3 separate regions of the Homo sapiens genome follow, and regions 1 and 2 are each linked to region 3. The links are chromatin loops, found by intact Hi-C in ENCODE. Cell type or tissue: heart left ventricle. All regions are shown on one strand.

Region 1 (5,000 bases), 160 kb after region 3:
CTGTCTGCTCCCACTAGTGGCAAATACCGGTGCAGTCTGTTTAGAGTATCTGTGAACCAAATCTCCATGCATGTCAGTATCCTCTCATGAGGGCCATTCAAGCCGTGTGCAGCATTCATTAGTAGCACTATAGAAGGCTTACGGTAGCAAGGCATGACTTTTGAATCAGTAGCTTTGGTTTTCTCATCTATAAAACGTGACTAATAATAATGCCAACCTCACAGAGGTGTCATAAAGCTTAAAAAGAATCATGCATGCAAAGCACTAACTTTTACTGAGCTAAAAGCAAGCAATGCAAAGTAGGACAACAGTTCTTGTTAAAAAGTTCTGAGGAGTTAAGAAATTCTTCCTAGGTCACATAACTTGTGGTTTAGAGAACAGGGTTTTAAACTCAAAGTATGTCTGATTTCTGGGCCTGTGCTCCTTTCACTAGCTCCATAAACATGCAACCTTTTCATATGGAGGTTTGAGGTTAGACAGGAGCAATTTCTCCCTACTTGTTTGTCACAGCCCGTTATTATACAATAGCATAGTTTGACTGCAACTCCCCTGAGAGTCATGGGGAGAGTGGAAAGATCTACAGTGAGAAGTGTTTGCTGAGGACCACACATTGTAACTTTATCATTAGAATTAAGTCTTTAGAAACAAATGAGGAAAAACTGGGAGTTTTTAATACAAGCAATGGTTTACCTAAAAGAAGTGCTTCTTTCATGAAAAGAAAATAATCTAGCAATATTCCACCTTAAAGAAGGAATTTCCTCCTGATTTCTGTTTTTAGGTTATTTGCTTTTAGCTGTTCTGCTGCCACTTTTAACAGTCTGAGCTAACTCCCTCTCCATGTCACTATCTTACTCCAATTGCTTGGCTACCTTAGGAAATGCAAACTAATTTTAATATTAGTCTAAGCAAAAATAGAGCAGGATCAATTGGCTTCTGAAAAGAAATACCATGACACATACTTAAATGAATGAGAAGAACATGGGGGATTATCCCATAGTGTTTATTAGCCCAGCAGGGCTTTCTTAGGGACATGTCATCTATAGAGAAATAATACTCCAATTTTACTTGTCTCTGTTATTATGTATGTCTGCCGAGGGTCTTTGGGTAGAATAGCAGCATAGCTAGTCTACTTTGGCTAATCACTCTATCACACTCTCACCCTTGTGATTAACTCTAAGATAAAAACAAATAAAACCCAAACAAACAAGATGAAACCCTCAAAGCAAAACCCAGAAACAAGACAAAGGAAATGTTCCTTTTCTCTCTTGAACCCTATTTCATGGTTATTTTAACATATTTTATGTCTTTACATATTTTGTAGCCATTTTGTATTTATCATTACTTTACTCTCTGTAGCCATCAAGAAAAAATACTGAAAATGAACAGTACACATCTCCTGCTCAATGTCTTTAGCCACTCTGAAATTGTCTTTGGAACAATCTGAGTGGTTTGCAAGCAGATGTGATTGCCGAGTGAAGAGATTCTTAAGCACCTGAAGAAATAACAAGAGGAACTGCCACACTCTGGGCACACACAAGGACCAGGCAAAAGCCAGGAGCTTTATACCTTTCAATTCATTTGATCCTAACAGCAACTTTATGAGGCAGGACTTTTCCTTATGCCCATTTTGCAGATGAGGAAATCTAGCCTTAGGTCCTCCATCTAGTAAATGGGAATTGTGATTTCAATCCATATAACAATAATAAAACAATGGCCAACATTTGTATTAGGCTGTGTTTGCATCATTATAAAGGAATATCCGAGACTGAGTAATTTATAAAGAAAAGAGGTTTAACTGGCTCATGGTTCTGCAGGCTATATAGGAAGCATAGCGCCGGCATCTGCTTGGCTTCTGGTGATGGCCTCAGGAAGTTTACAATCATAGCAGAAGGGGAAACAGAGCTGGCACACCACATGGTGAGAGGGGGAGCCAGGAGGTAGTGGGGTGGGGACGGGAGGTGCCAGGCTCTTTAAATAACCAGTTCTCACATGAACTAACAGAGCGAGAAGTCACTTATTACCATGGGGAAGGCACAAAACCATTCGTGAGGGGTCCACCCCCATGATCCAAATACCTCCCACCAGGCCCCACCTCCAACATTTGGGATTACATTTCAACATAATATTTGGAGGGGACAAACGTCCAAACTATACCAACATGTATTAAGCATTTATCATTTTCCAAGAGCTCTTCTAACAGTTTGGCATGCATTAACTCATTTAAACTCCATAAAATCTCTGAGAGGTAGGAACAATATATAAACACTTCAATTTAGCAGATAAGGATACTGAGGGACAGTACAACTTAAAGCCTGATCTCTCGGTGGGAGCTGGAGCGGCTTCCTCCTTTGTGATTTTCCTCTGCTTCAGTCGTATTCACCTCCCAGAGACTATCATCTGCCCCTGCTAGTTGTAGAGCAGATAGGATTCAGAGAGTTGGTTGTATAAGCTCTATTGTGACCTCTTCTGGCAATTAGATTAGAAAACAATTACATTTAGCTATAGCATATTCATTGGGGAACAGGGTGTTTCAGGAGTTGAGTAAAAAAAAAAAAAAGCATTTTTTAGGAAGACAAAATAGGATCATACTCAGTATTTCCTTCTAAAACTTTATTCTTAGCTCTTCTGCCTGAGAGTTACACTGTTGAGAGAAAACGAGGCTGCACCTGCCTTAAGGGCTGCAGAATGTTGCTACTTTGCTGTGGCAATTTTCTGTCCAAAGACATGGAAAAGGCCATGCCCCGGGCAGGGGGTCAGGCCAAGGGATCTCCAAGGTCACTTCCAAGGAAAATTAATATGTCTGGGAGACACAGGAAACTAAGGACCCAGGAAGTTCAGTCAATATTGGGCGAGTGTAGGCACTCCTCTGGCTGTTGCAGGACATCATTGACCCTTGTGAATCTTAAAGGCCAGTGCATACCAGTGCTGGTTATATTTACACAACGGGCTAAAATTAGCTGGCATGCTCTCCTGGCAACTGGAAAGATATAAGGCTCCCAATTTATCTAGCAATGCTAATTTGGGCAAAACCAAAAATGGTTCTTTTGCTGTTCTCAGTGCATAGGCATTCCACAACAACAGCCTTTTCCTTCCTCTTCCTCTTCTCTACATTTAAGGAAATTTCAAATATAAATCCAGGCTGACTTTGGTTCTGGACAAAACTACAAATATGGAAACCTAAAAGGGGTCCTATAAACAGAAGGGCTTAGGGATTTCTCTGTGTTCAAAGTAGAACAAAAATAAGGTAAAAACATGTTACTATTTTCCATTAACACTGGAAGACACGAACTTAGAAGGGCACCAGTTAGCACATCAGCATTGTGCAGCTGGAACCTTCAGGGGAGGGGTGAATGAAGGCCTTGAATGTCATGGTAAATGCCACTCAAGATGTAAGCAGCCTAGATCCACCCCTGGCTGGAATTGTGAATGTCTTCACCTCTTTGAAGTGCCTGTAATCTGTCTTGAAGAAGAGTGCAGCTCCACAGGTATAAGTTTCACATGTATACAGCTCCACATGAAAGGGAGATAGAATAAATTATTCATGCCCACTAAAAAGTAATATTAGGACATGAGGCACATATTTGTGATACATCCAACAGACCCGCTGATTGGAAGAGAGAGTGGAGAAATGAGAAGAACCCAGGTTTAGGTGTTAAAGAGACCTGAGTTCAAGCTCCATGGTCTCCTTGGGTAGCAGGTAGTAGACCTGAAATTACTGTTCAAGCCTAGACTTGTCTTTAAAGGGTTATCAGGGAAGCCAGTGATGGTGAAATTTAAATTGAGTATCTGGTGTCTGAGGATGGCTAAATGAAAAAAACAGGGAATATATAGAAGGAAAAGCATTTGAAAGAATAAGTAAGGTTTCAATAAAGTATAACAACTATTATATTAAAGGTGTTATAGAAAGAGACCAGAAAATGTAAAAAAAAAAAAAATTTCATTAGGGAATTTAAAAATATAAGTCCAAATTATAGAACATTCTACCTAACAGCTGCAGAATATACATTCTTTTCATCAGAACATGAAACATTCTCCAAGATAGAACATATGTTAGGCCACAAAACAAGTCTCAACAAATTTTTAAAAATTGAAATCATATCAAGCATCTTCTCAGATCACAGTAGAATAAAGTTAGAGAAACTTCAGAAACTATATAAATACATAGAAATTAAACAGCATGCTCTTGAATGACCACTGTATTCAATGAATACATTAAAACAGAGATGAAAACATTTGGAAGCAAATGAAAATGGAAGTACAACATAACAAAACCTGTAGGATATGGCAGAAACTGTGCGAGGAAGGGAGTTTGTAGCATTAAATGCCTACGTTAATAAAGTGGAAAGATTATAAATTAACAATCTAATCATGTACCTCAAGGAATTAAGGGCAAATCAAACTCATATTAGCAGAAGAAAAGAAATAACAAAGATCAGAGCAGAACCAAATGAAATAGAGACTAAAAATACAAAGGATCAATGATATGAAAAGTTGGTTCTTCCAAAAGATAAAATCATAAACCACCAACTAGACTAACCAAGAAAAGGAGAAGACCCAAATAAACAAAATCAGAAATGATAGCGGAGACATTAAAACTAATACTAAAAAAATATAAAAAAATCAACAGATACTATTATGAACAACTATACACTTATAAACTAGAAAACCTAGAGGAAATGGCCACATTCCTAGAAACATACAACCTCCCAAGATTGAACCAGGAAGAAACAGAAAACCTGAACAGATCAATAACAAGCAGCAAGACTGAATCAATATTAAAATGAAAACAAAATCCTCCCAACAAAGAAAAGCCCAGGGCTATCTGAACTCACAGTTAAAGTCTACCAAATGTATAAAGAATAACTAGTACCAACCTACTGAAACTATTCCAAATAATTGAGGAGAAGGGATTCTACTGTAACTCATTCTGAGGCCAGTATCTCTCTGATACCAAAACAAGAAAATGACACAACAAAAATAGAAAACTACAGGCCAATATC
Region 2 (5,000 bases), 210 kb after region 3:
CTGCATCTTATGATCTCCCTTGACCTGAAGCACAGCCCCATCTATCATCCTGACCATTCAAGTTTGTAGTTTTGAAAGATACACAATAGAATGGAATACAAGAAAGAGCAAACCTGTCCAGGAGACTTGACCAAATGAACCCTCGTGTCAATGAGGGCATTAGAATAGGCCCTGGAATACCCATACTTCCATGATATTACCACAGTTGCACGTAAATATAAAACATGCAAAGCATTCCCCAGGCTGTTATTGGCAAGAATCATAGTTCTTATCCTATGAAGATAGGAGCAGAATAGAAGAGAGTAGTCCAGGTGTGTTTCCTACCTGAATGACAAAGTGGAAATTGATGTATAATTTTCCATATGGAAACAACTTGTTTCCCCACATTCATTTCCTCAATAAGGACAGATGCCCTAAGGCAGATTCCTTCAAGATGGAGTGAGAGAGGCCTTTTTTCAGCTCCCTGTGGTAGTCTTACTATATCATCACAGAGTCTTTGCTATGCCTCCCTTCAAGAGATGGAGTTTGATGTCTTTTGCCTGGAATGTGAGTGGGACTTAGTAACTCACTTTCTAATGTAGAGAATATGGCAGGGGTGATAGCATGTCACTTACAAAGACTAGGACATAAAAGATACCTCTGGCTTCCTCTTTGCTCTCTTTGGGATCTCTTACTCTGGAAGAAGCTGGTTGTCATGTCATGAGAACACTCAAGCAGTCCTATGGAGAAGTCCACATGGTAGGACCTGGGGCCTCTTGCCAACAGCCATGAGAGTGAGCCATGCTGGAAACAGCTCCTTCAGCCCCAGTCAAGCCTTCAGATGACACAGTCCTAGACAATATCTTAACTGAAACTGCAGGAGAGACCCCGAGGCAGAGTCACCGAGTTAAACTATTCACAAATTCCTGACCCACAGAGGCTGTGAGATAATAAATGTTTGTTGTTTTAAATCCACAAAGCCATAAATTATAGAGTAATTTGCTGTGCAGCAATAGATAATGGAGTCCGCCTTGGACAATATTTCATTGGTGGTGAAAATTTCATTCTATGAGTTATTTATGATGTATACCTTTATGTTGAATGGTCATTTTTTAAAAAACTAGTCTGCTTTCACAAGGAATAGTACTAATAAAATAAATACTCTTATTAGTTTATAATCTGAGCTGCTATAACTTGACCAGACATGTTCCTAGACAATTTAGTGGATACACTTAAATGTTCCCCCTACGGATTACTTGAGTAAACAAAGAGAAAGTGGGGTCCAGACTTATCAAACCACTTCATTGTAACAACAGAGTTAAAAGGATATTGTGGGGGGTTTAAAATATGCATGCAAATTCTTTGACACCCTTCCCATTGAGAGGTGGGAGTCTCTGACCTCTCCCTGGGAATCTGAGCCAACCATAGTGACATGATTGTAATGAGTAGATGACTCTGTAGACAGCCCCAGCTGAGGTGTCAGTCAAGAGCCAGTATCAACAACCAGACACAGGAGTGAATACACCTCCCAATGAGTTTTGCTCTCAGTCATCAAGTAAGTTACTCCCCACTGTCAAGTCACCCCCAAGTTGTGACCCCATATATAATGGAGCAGAGACAAAGTATCCCCACTGTATTCTGTCCAAATTCTTGCCCCACAGAATCCAGGAACATAATAAAATGGTTGTCTTATGCCATTAAGTTTTGGGGTAGTTTGTTACATGGAATACCAACCTGAACAGATGTATGGAAACAACTTTTCTTCACCTTTCAGATTAGTTGAAAACAATACAGTTTGGAGACAAGAGCTAATTAGCAATTGAGTTAAGCTATGACCGTTAAAAGACTTAACTTCAGGGCAAAATGTAAGGTTCAGTAGAAGGGTGGCAACATGAGAGCCCAAGTAGAGAGACATCCGTATGGTTTTTGCTCTGTTGTTGTTTCCTTTTGCAAATTGCATATCTCTGAGAACATTGAAGAGCTCGTTAGGCAGCATAAATAGAGCTAGACACAGTAAGCATAAATTTTACCTTTGAGTTTTTCCCTCACTTAAAAAACATTTACAATTACAAAAAAATTCAAACAGAGAAATACAGAAAGTAATGAGACATCTAAGTTTTCTCCCCTACTACCCAGAATTCACCCAAAGTTAATATTTTTGGACATTTTGTAGATTTTATTTATTTGTTTATTTATTTTTGAGATAGGGTCTCACTCTGTTGCCCAGGCTGAAGTGCAGTGATGTTATTTTGGCTCACTGTAACCTCTGCCTCCTGGATTCAAGCAATCCTCCTGCCTCAGCCTCCCAAGTAGCTGGGATTACAAGCACGTGCCACCCCACCTGGCTAATTTTCATATTTTTAGTAGAGATGGGGTTTCACCATGTTGGCCAGGATGGCCTCGAACCCCTGGCCTCAAGTAATCCACCCTCCTCGGCCTCCCAAAGTGCTGGAATTCCAGGTGTCAGCCACTGCACCTGGCCAACATTTTTTACTTCATATCTTTTCTTAAGTAAGAAATAAGCTGCCAGATACATTTAGAGTTTCCTCGTCCTACCCAATTCCATTTTATCCCATCCCCAGAGGTAGCCACTATCCTGAAGTTAATGTTTCTCCCTTGCTTTCACCTTTTCATTACTTTAAGCATAAATAGTTCTGAGGCTGGGCACAGTGGCTCACGCCTGTAATCCCAACAATTTGGGAGGCCGAGGCAGGTGGATTACTTGAGCCCAGGAATTCAAGACCAGCCTGGGCAACACAGCAAAAGCCTGTCTCTACAAAAAATATAAAAAAAATTAGCTGAGAGTGGTGGCATGCAACTGCACTCCCAGCTACTCCAGAGGATGAGGTGGGAGGATCATTTGAGCCCGGGAGGTCAAGGCTGCAGTGAGCAATGATAGCACCACTGCACTCCAGCCTGAGTGACAGAGTAAGACACTTTCTCAAAAAAAAAAAAAAAAGAAATAGTTCTGAAAGTTATAAAGTTACCTTATAATTGCATTTATTGAAAGCTAGTTTTAATGATTCTGTCATCATTCAATAAGTTGATTTGGTGAAGACAAGACAGACAAATGTTTGCTCTCTCACTTACTAATGGATTAAAACTTCTAGGATACGTGCTCTCCATCTAGTGGTAAAAACGGGATAACCCTAGGTGCACTAATGTCTGATGTAGAGGAATGAACACACACCAAGGGCCTTCTGCGGACAGGACACTCCTCTGGTGTCTGTGTGGGAGACACAAATGAAGAGAAGATAGACTCTGGCCCTCAGGGTGCTAAATCTATGGAACATTGACCACGTGGTCAACAACCACATGAGGGACACAGAGGCCTAGAGAGGTCAAAGAACTTGCTCCAGGTCCAACAACAAGTAATTGGCAGAGACGCAAGCCAAACTCTGACCTTTCTGACTTCGAAGCCCATTCTCTAAACTGTGATGCTTGATAGTACTTTTAAACATTATTTTTATATTGAAACAAGTATAGATTTCTTGTGAAGCAGAATATAAATTTTCATGAATTGTAAGGATTTAAGAGAAGAGCTTTCAAATAAATTTGGCCTGTTTCTTGGATGGCTCTAAACCCTCAAATCCAGGAGTTTCTGCCTTTAGAAGTCCCGGGGAGGAAAATGTTGAGAAGCGCTTCTTGGGGATGACCTTCTAGAATAGAGCAAGGGAAGGTTCAGAGTGGGAAGCATGGAACTTGAAAGATCACTAGTAACAGTGATATTGAAAAATGTTAACACCTGGATCAGCTGGGCACTGACTAATAGCAAAGAGCATTGGCCAAATAGTCCAAACACTGAGCATAGCAAACAGCTTAGCTTTAACTATGCTTAGCATCTTCTTCCTGAAAAAAGAAGGCTGCATGTCCTAGGTAAGGAACAGGGACCTAAAGAAGGGTGAAGATTTAATAAACTATCCACTGGAAATTTCTTCCACTTGTTCCAAACCTGCTCTTCCTCTTCTGTGTTCCAGCCTTCATTAGTCTCCCAAATTAGAAACCTTAATGTCATCCTCGACTTAATTTCTCGATTGGACTAGAATCCAATCTTGATTTCTCTTCCTTACCTCATTGATCCCCTGGTTGCACTTCGAGGGATAGAGAGAGAATTAAGTGTGCCTGAAGCAAAAAGACCAGAAAATATGAGTCCACTGAAAAGGAAATTTTCTAGATGGAATAGCAGGTAGAATTAGTTGGGACATGGTTTGGACAAAGAAGTGGTAAGAGCATAGTGAGTGAGGATGAGAACACACTCCTGCACACACTCAATCAGTGAGGTCAGAGAGCACAGGAGGAAAGGTCGGGTTACGGAGGGTGTGGAAAGCCATCTGTGCAGCTTATGGTCTATTCTAAGGGCAGTTGGAAGCTGTTGGAAGATTTTAGGCAGAGGGGGAGGGGCATGTAGCAAGATATGATTCGTGTTTTCAAAACATTACTCTGACTGCAATAATGAATTCTAGGATAGCAAGACTGGAAGCAGCACTAGGAAATTTTACAGATGTAGAGAAGCAAGACAGTGCTAGTTTGGATGGGAACAGTGGTGAAGATGGAGACAAGAGAAGATATTTTGAATATGATCATAGGTAGAGTCCATAGGGAGCCCTCTGATATTATCTAGTTCAACTTCACCTTACAGATGAGAACTTTGGGGTTCAGAGAAGTAAAGAAATGTTGTGTCACCATCTATAGATGGCAGAGCTACCACTCTGATATGAGCTCTTGATTTCCAGCCTAAAACACTTCCCGTTGTATCATACTACTTTATGTATTGTTTTGTGTGTGCTCGCTATTATTCTTCTGCCAGATTATAAATTTTCTGAAAGCAGAGAAGTTGCCTTAAACGTGAGCAACTGATAAACTTTTTGTTTGCAAAGGCTATGGCCAAGGTACATTGTAGATGAAATGTAGACATAGTCCTACAGTCCCAGGATCACTCAAACCCAGGCGCATAGAGGAAGCTCATTGACATTTCTTAAATCAAAATGAAGTGTTGAATTACATACAAAGGTTCCAATCTG
Region 3 (5,000 bases):
AAAATACTTACCATCTGACCCTGAGATTGGTCATGGCCCTCACTCTGGGCCTTACACACACTCAGGCAAGTGGCCCTAGCCCTGGATAACAAAAGAAAAATTAAGGGTACAGAAAACACTTAATAACTACTTAAAAAATGTAGATATAAGGGTGAGCAGCACTAAACTGGGGGAATTTTGCAGGACTTAGTGACTGGTTGAAAGAAAAGAGTAACAGATCAAAGATGACGCGAAGCTTTTGAACTTATTTGATTGGCTGAAAGACAGCAGTCATAACTAAAACTGCATGTTTGGACCAAAGTTAGATGAAAGTATAATGAATTAGACAACTTAGACAAGTCAAGTTTCCGGTGTTAGTGAAACTCTCAACTGGTCTATTTAAAAATAGAGACATAACACTTCAGCTTGGGAAACAAAGCAGGGCTGGAAATGAGGACTTAAAAGTCCTTTGCATAAAGAAGAGAACAACAGACATGAGGCCCTACTTGAAGGTGGAATGGTAGGGGGCGAGACAGGATTGAAAAACTACCTATTGACTATTATGCCTATTACCTGGGTGACAAAATAACCTTACGCCAAACCTGTGACACACAATTTACTTATGTAAGAAACCTGCACATGTCCTCCTGAACCTAAAATAAAAGTTAAAAAATCCTTTGCGTAGTTGAAGCCACACAGAAAATGGAGAAGATCTCCTAAAATAGATACAGAGAAAGTATTAGGACATACTTACATATATCAAGTAGAAGGCAAGAAGTAGAGGCAGTGGAGACAAAGCAGGAATGCCACAGGAAAAAAAGGAAGAATCAGGGTAGCTTAGTAAAAGTCATTTATAAACTAAGAATGAAGGTACAAGGATGAAGAAAAGTCCATAAAGGAAAAAGTGAATGGATAAAAGGTCAACTAGAATAGCAAAGTGTCAAAGATGTCAAAAAGGAGAACAACAAGCAGGGGTGGTTAATTTTTCAAATAAATTTCTAAAATTCAATCTTTTATACTTTCATATGAGAAATCATGCAGAGAAGTGGACTTTACGTTTGTTTATGAGAAGATATTCAGCCTTTCCATTGATTTAACTTTCAGTATGAGCTAACTCATGTATTGGAGAGCTAAAGGATGACCATGAACTCTATGAAAAAGAACTTCCCAAAAAGGGGGATGACTTTTGGGAAAGACCATAAGAAACAACTGAAAATACTGTAAGGATAAATAGGTACAGTGGTCATTTCTCTAAAGATAGATGCACTTTATTACATGCCCTGTCCAATAAATTCCCCTTAACAAAATCAATTACCTTAACTATTTGTATGTATAAGACCTAACCAAGTTCCTTGAGTGAAAGATGTTTTTTCTTACTACTTACATCTTCACTGTCTACTGTTCACATAGTGGATAAATATTCACTGAATTACTGTGCTCATATATGTTGTTATAAGATGCCAGGAAAACTTAATCTGAAGTGAAAAATTGTTTTTCACTTCCTAATAGGAAAATGCCATTAAACGTATTAGTAAAAAATTCAACCCACTAGCCTATAGATGTACACAGAGGAAGTAAAAGAAAATTAGAGACAATGAATATAGGCATTTGAATAAAACACAGAATACAGAGAGATAAACAATATTCTCAGTGGCTGACATTTGCTAGGATAAAGTGACAAAAATCTAACAGCTGAAGTAGTGAAGATTTGTAATAAAAATAAAAGCTGCTTGTAATAAAAAGGTAGAAAACATTATTAAAGTAACACCATTTAAAGACCAAAGAAAATCTATAAAAGCAGAGTGTTTTAAACTTCCTATAAAGATCCTCTAAGGAAAGATTCAATTAGCAGAGGCAGAGGAAAACAGTACCAGAAATGGAGATTCTATAGGAAATAACTGAGGGCCTTCAAGGAGTTTAAAAGTTCAGAGGCATTTTACAACATCTAATTTTACTTCAAAACTAATTGATTAAATTATTCACAAAATATGTTAGCTCTGACATGGAAATCTTGTTGAGTTGCAAATAAAAATAGAGAAATAAAGGATAAAATTAGAAGAGAATGAATAAAAGGGCTAGAACTACCAGTGACATGAAATTCTCTAAGTCTAAGTTGGTCACCACTCTAAAAAACAGAAACCATGCATATGAATTTCCAGCAAAGGTATAAAAGGAGAAACAGAGGTGTGATTCTGGGCATTAGCCACTAGATGGTGGCATTGGCCCAAGACAGTTCAGTTGTGGGAATAGTAACCATTTCTAAGCATAGGATTGTCAAAGAATGGCATTTTATTTAATTATGTTAATTAAAACTTTGAAAGCAAACATTTTGAAGCATTAGAAAATTTGTCAACAAATTATCAAGGGTTTACTATAAACTGATCATAAAAATACCATAGTACTTGTTCACTCACCTTTACTACATTGTCCCCTGATTGCCCATTATTTCGTAAACAATCTAGACAGATAGCAATTTGTGGGTCACTTCTGTGATAATCTTTATCATCTTCATTTTCATCACCTTCTTCATCTACTTTCGGTTTGTCAGCTTTTGAAGTATCATCTGTATAATTTAAACAAAACTAAGTTAGCTATAAATCAAAGTTGATTTTAAAGTTAAGCAATCATACATTGATAATCAAAACAAAAATCAACTTTAAAAAATTTCCTAACAGTTTTTGAAGAAGAACTTAGTATCTTTAAAATGTTCCAACCAACTCAGCAATGGAAATATTTTGTAAAAAAAAAAAAAAAAAATTGGAAACTTATTAACATAGCTTAAGATTTCTAGGCTCATTGGGACATCCAAATGAAAGATTCAGGACTAGCTGTATTTAGCCAAAAAAATGATTACAATTAGTAATTAGACTATGTTAGAAAGTGGACAGAATATATAAAAATACTTCCAAATTATTTATAGGTGTATATATAAATTATACTCGTTTATAAATAAGTATATATTCAAATTAAAACCAAATACTTTTCAAATGATAAAATTAAGTTCTCAAAATTTCAAATTACTATTCATAAAATCAGCCAGTGAAAAAAAACGAGTATAATGAATTAGCTTTTTAACATGTATATAGCTATTAATACATAACATGTTACAACTCCATTAAAGATATCTCAATGGCATACTTTATATTATATACAAATGTATTTCACCTATTACAAACCTGTAGCCTATAAATAATGCAGCTATATTTATCATTCATCTGTTGAGTAGTTCTAACTATATGTTGGATACACATCATACAAGGCCTGAGGGAACAATACTGAAACTAGAGCTATCATCCTCTCTCTCACAGTGGTCAGGGTATGGAATCAAATAAAGGCAAGCTAAAAAAAAAAAAAAAAGAAAAAACCAGACAAATACAGGATGTGAGAGGTAAAATGGACTATGCATGCACATATAAAAGAGACAATAAACCCAAACTTTGGGAGTGAAGCAGGGACGATTTCCAGATGAGATACCTCTAAGCTAACACTTGAAAAAATCAGCCAGCTAAACATTACTTGTAGAAAAGCTTCCCTGCAAAGTGACTGGCCAGATCCTTTTTGATGACTGTAGTAAAAGCACTACAGGTATACCATAGAGCGGGGAGGTGGGTTCTCTTTTTTCTACATGTTTTCTTCTCCTTATTTATAGAGAATATACATAGATAGGAGTTGCCTTCTATGAACCAAACTCCTAGCTCCAACAAAAAATCTGAATTCTCCACCCAAGCTAAAGACCAAATACCAGAAATACTTTAAAATGGGAGAAACAATAGGAAAAGGGAGATAAAATTCACAAAGTAGGCTACAGCCCTTCACAAGTTAAACTGTGATACGTAGAACCATAGAGTAAACCTACCACGTAACTTCTGATGACAATCCCTCAGGCTCCTGTCCTCTTGAATAGGCAGTCAAAAACTGGAATATTTAATTAGCCTTATCTTATCTGTATTTTTACTAGAGCACTACTACTATAATTGGTTGTTATTGTTTAATTGCAGTGTACACGTGGGTAAAACAAGCCCTAGTTATTTTTTTGGCCAGGCTTAGCTTCTTTGCCATTTTTTTGTTGTTGTTGTTACAGATAAAAAATAGTCTCTTGTTACCTTATTCTAGCATCAAAACTATTCTCAAACTTCCCCTGCTCTAACAGCCTTGCACAGTTAAGTTGAACGAATAAAATGATAATCTCCATTTTACAGATTAAAAAAGGGAGATCTCATCCACCTTAATCATGTATAATTGACAATCCTATGATCTTATGGGAAAACCAAGATTGGGAGGCTGAACTTACAAGTGACCCTATAAGAACACACACACATTCTTGAATAACTTTAAATGATATTTAGGACATCCTAAATTAAATCTCATATTTAAAAAAATGGGAGCGATACTAGTTTCTTATAATTTTAATATCCCTTTGTGTAGATTTTATACATATATATATATATATATATATATATATATATATATATATATATATATACACTAAAAGCCTTTTATCTGCTCAGTAATGTTTGCCCCTTTGCTGAAATTATTATTAAAAATTACTAATTGCTGAGTCTTTTGGGACCCAGAGGAGAAATCTGGGTGATGGAGAAAATTCCCATAAGCACCCAGAAATACTTTCTAAATTTCCATGATGTATAAGTTTGTATCACCTGAGCTCTACTTATAAAAACTTCATTCCAGAATATCAGAGCATAGTAAAATCTCCTGATCTGGCTCTCAGCCACATCTCAGCTCCCTCTCCTTTAGAGGCAAACATACAAAATAAAACAAAAAACTCTTCACTGTTTAGTTGCAAGCTGTGGCTATTTCTTACTTCAGCTTCCTTTAGCTCCCTAGAAATTACCACTATAAACACCTAGCCAATCTTCTCTTTTATCTCCCTTTTCTCTTCCCAAAGTCCAATTTCCTCTATTTCCAATTACCCTCACTAAAGTGACTTCAGATTTACACTCATTTATATAAAATCTCATATAGAGAAAAAGGTTCGTAATGTAAATAAAAGGGTGCATGAA

The links. Peaks named below come from ENCODE experiments on the same cell type or tissue, not always from the same donor. Only the 100,000 strongest peaks of a DNase experiment are listed, where the experiment ranks them.
Region 1: it touches region 3 in a loop (8-fold over the local background); 57 of 110 quality-filtered maps call a loop at or near these places.
Region 2: it touches region 3 in a loop (11-fold over the local background); 49 of 110 quality-filtered maps call a loop at or near these places.

What each region holds. Positions count from the first base shown.
Region 1 is chr10:91,086,392-91,091,391 of GRCh38, reverse strand. No RefSeq gene overlaps it. Among named protein-coding and RNA genes, the nearest start is that of LINC00502, 43 kb to the right of the region's middle. In heart left ventricle, CTCF peaks have their summits at 29 and 2,457 (motif pointing left); no DNase peak of the experiment used is centred here; H3K27ac peaks cover 3,768 bases.
Region 2 is chr10:91,041,568-91,046,567 of GRCh38, reverse strand. LINC00502 (long intergenic non-protein coding RNA 502) reads right to left here and starts at 760. Exons shown (of 4, transcript NR_047467.2): 1 at 638-760. In heart left ventricle, a CTCF peak has its summit at 3,113 (motif pointing left); no DNase peak of the experiment used is centred here.
Region 3 is chr10:91,248,834-91,253,833 of GRCh38, reverse strand. It overlaps PCGF5 (polycomb group ring finger 5), which reads right to left. Exons shown (of 10, transcript NM_032373.5): 6 at 2,394-2,542. Among named protein-coding and RNA genes, the nearest start is that of PCGF5, 31 kb to the right of the region's middle. In heart left ventricle, CTCF peaks have their summits at 1,984 and 2,184 (motif pointing right); no DNase peak of the experiment used is centred here.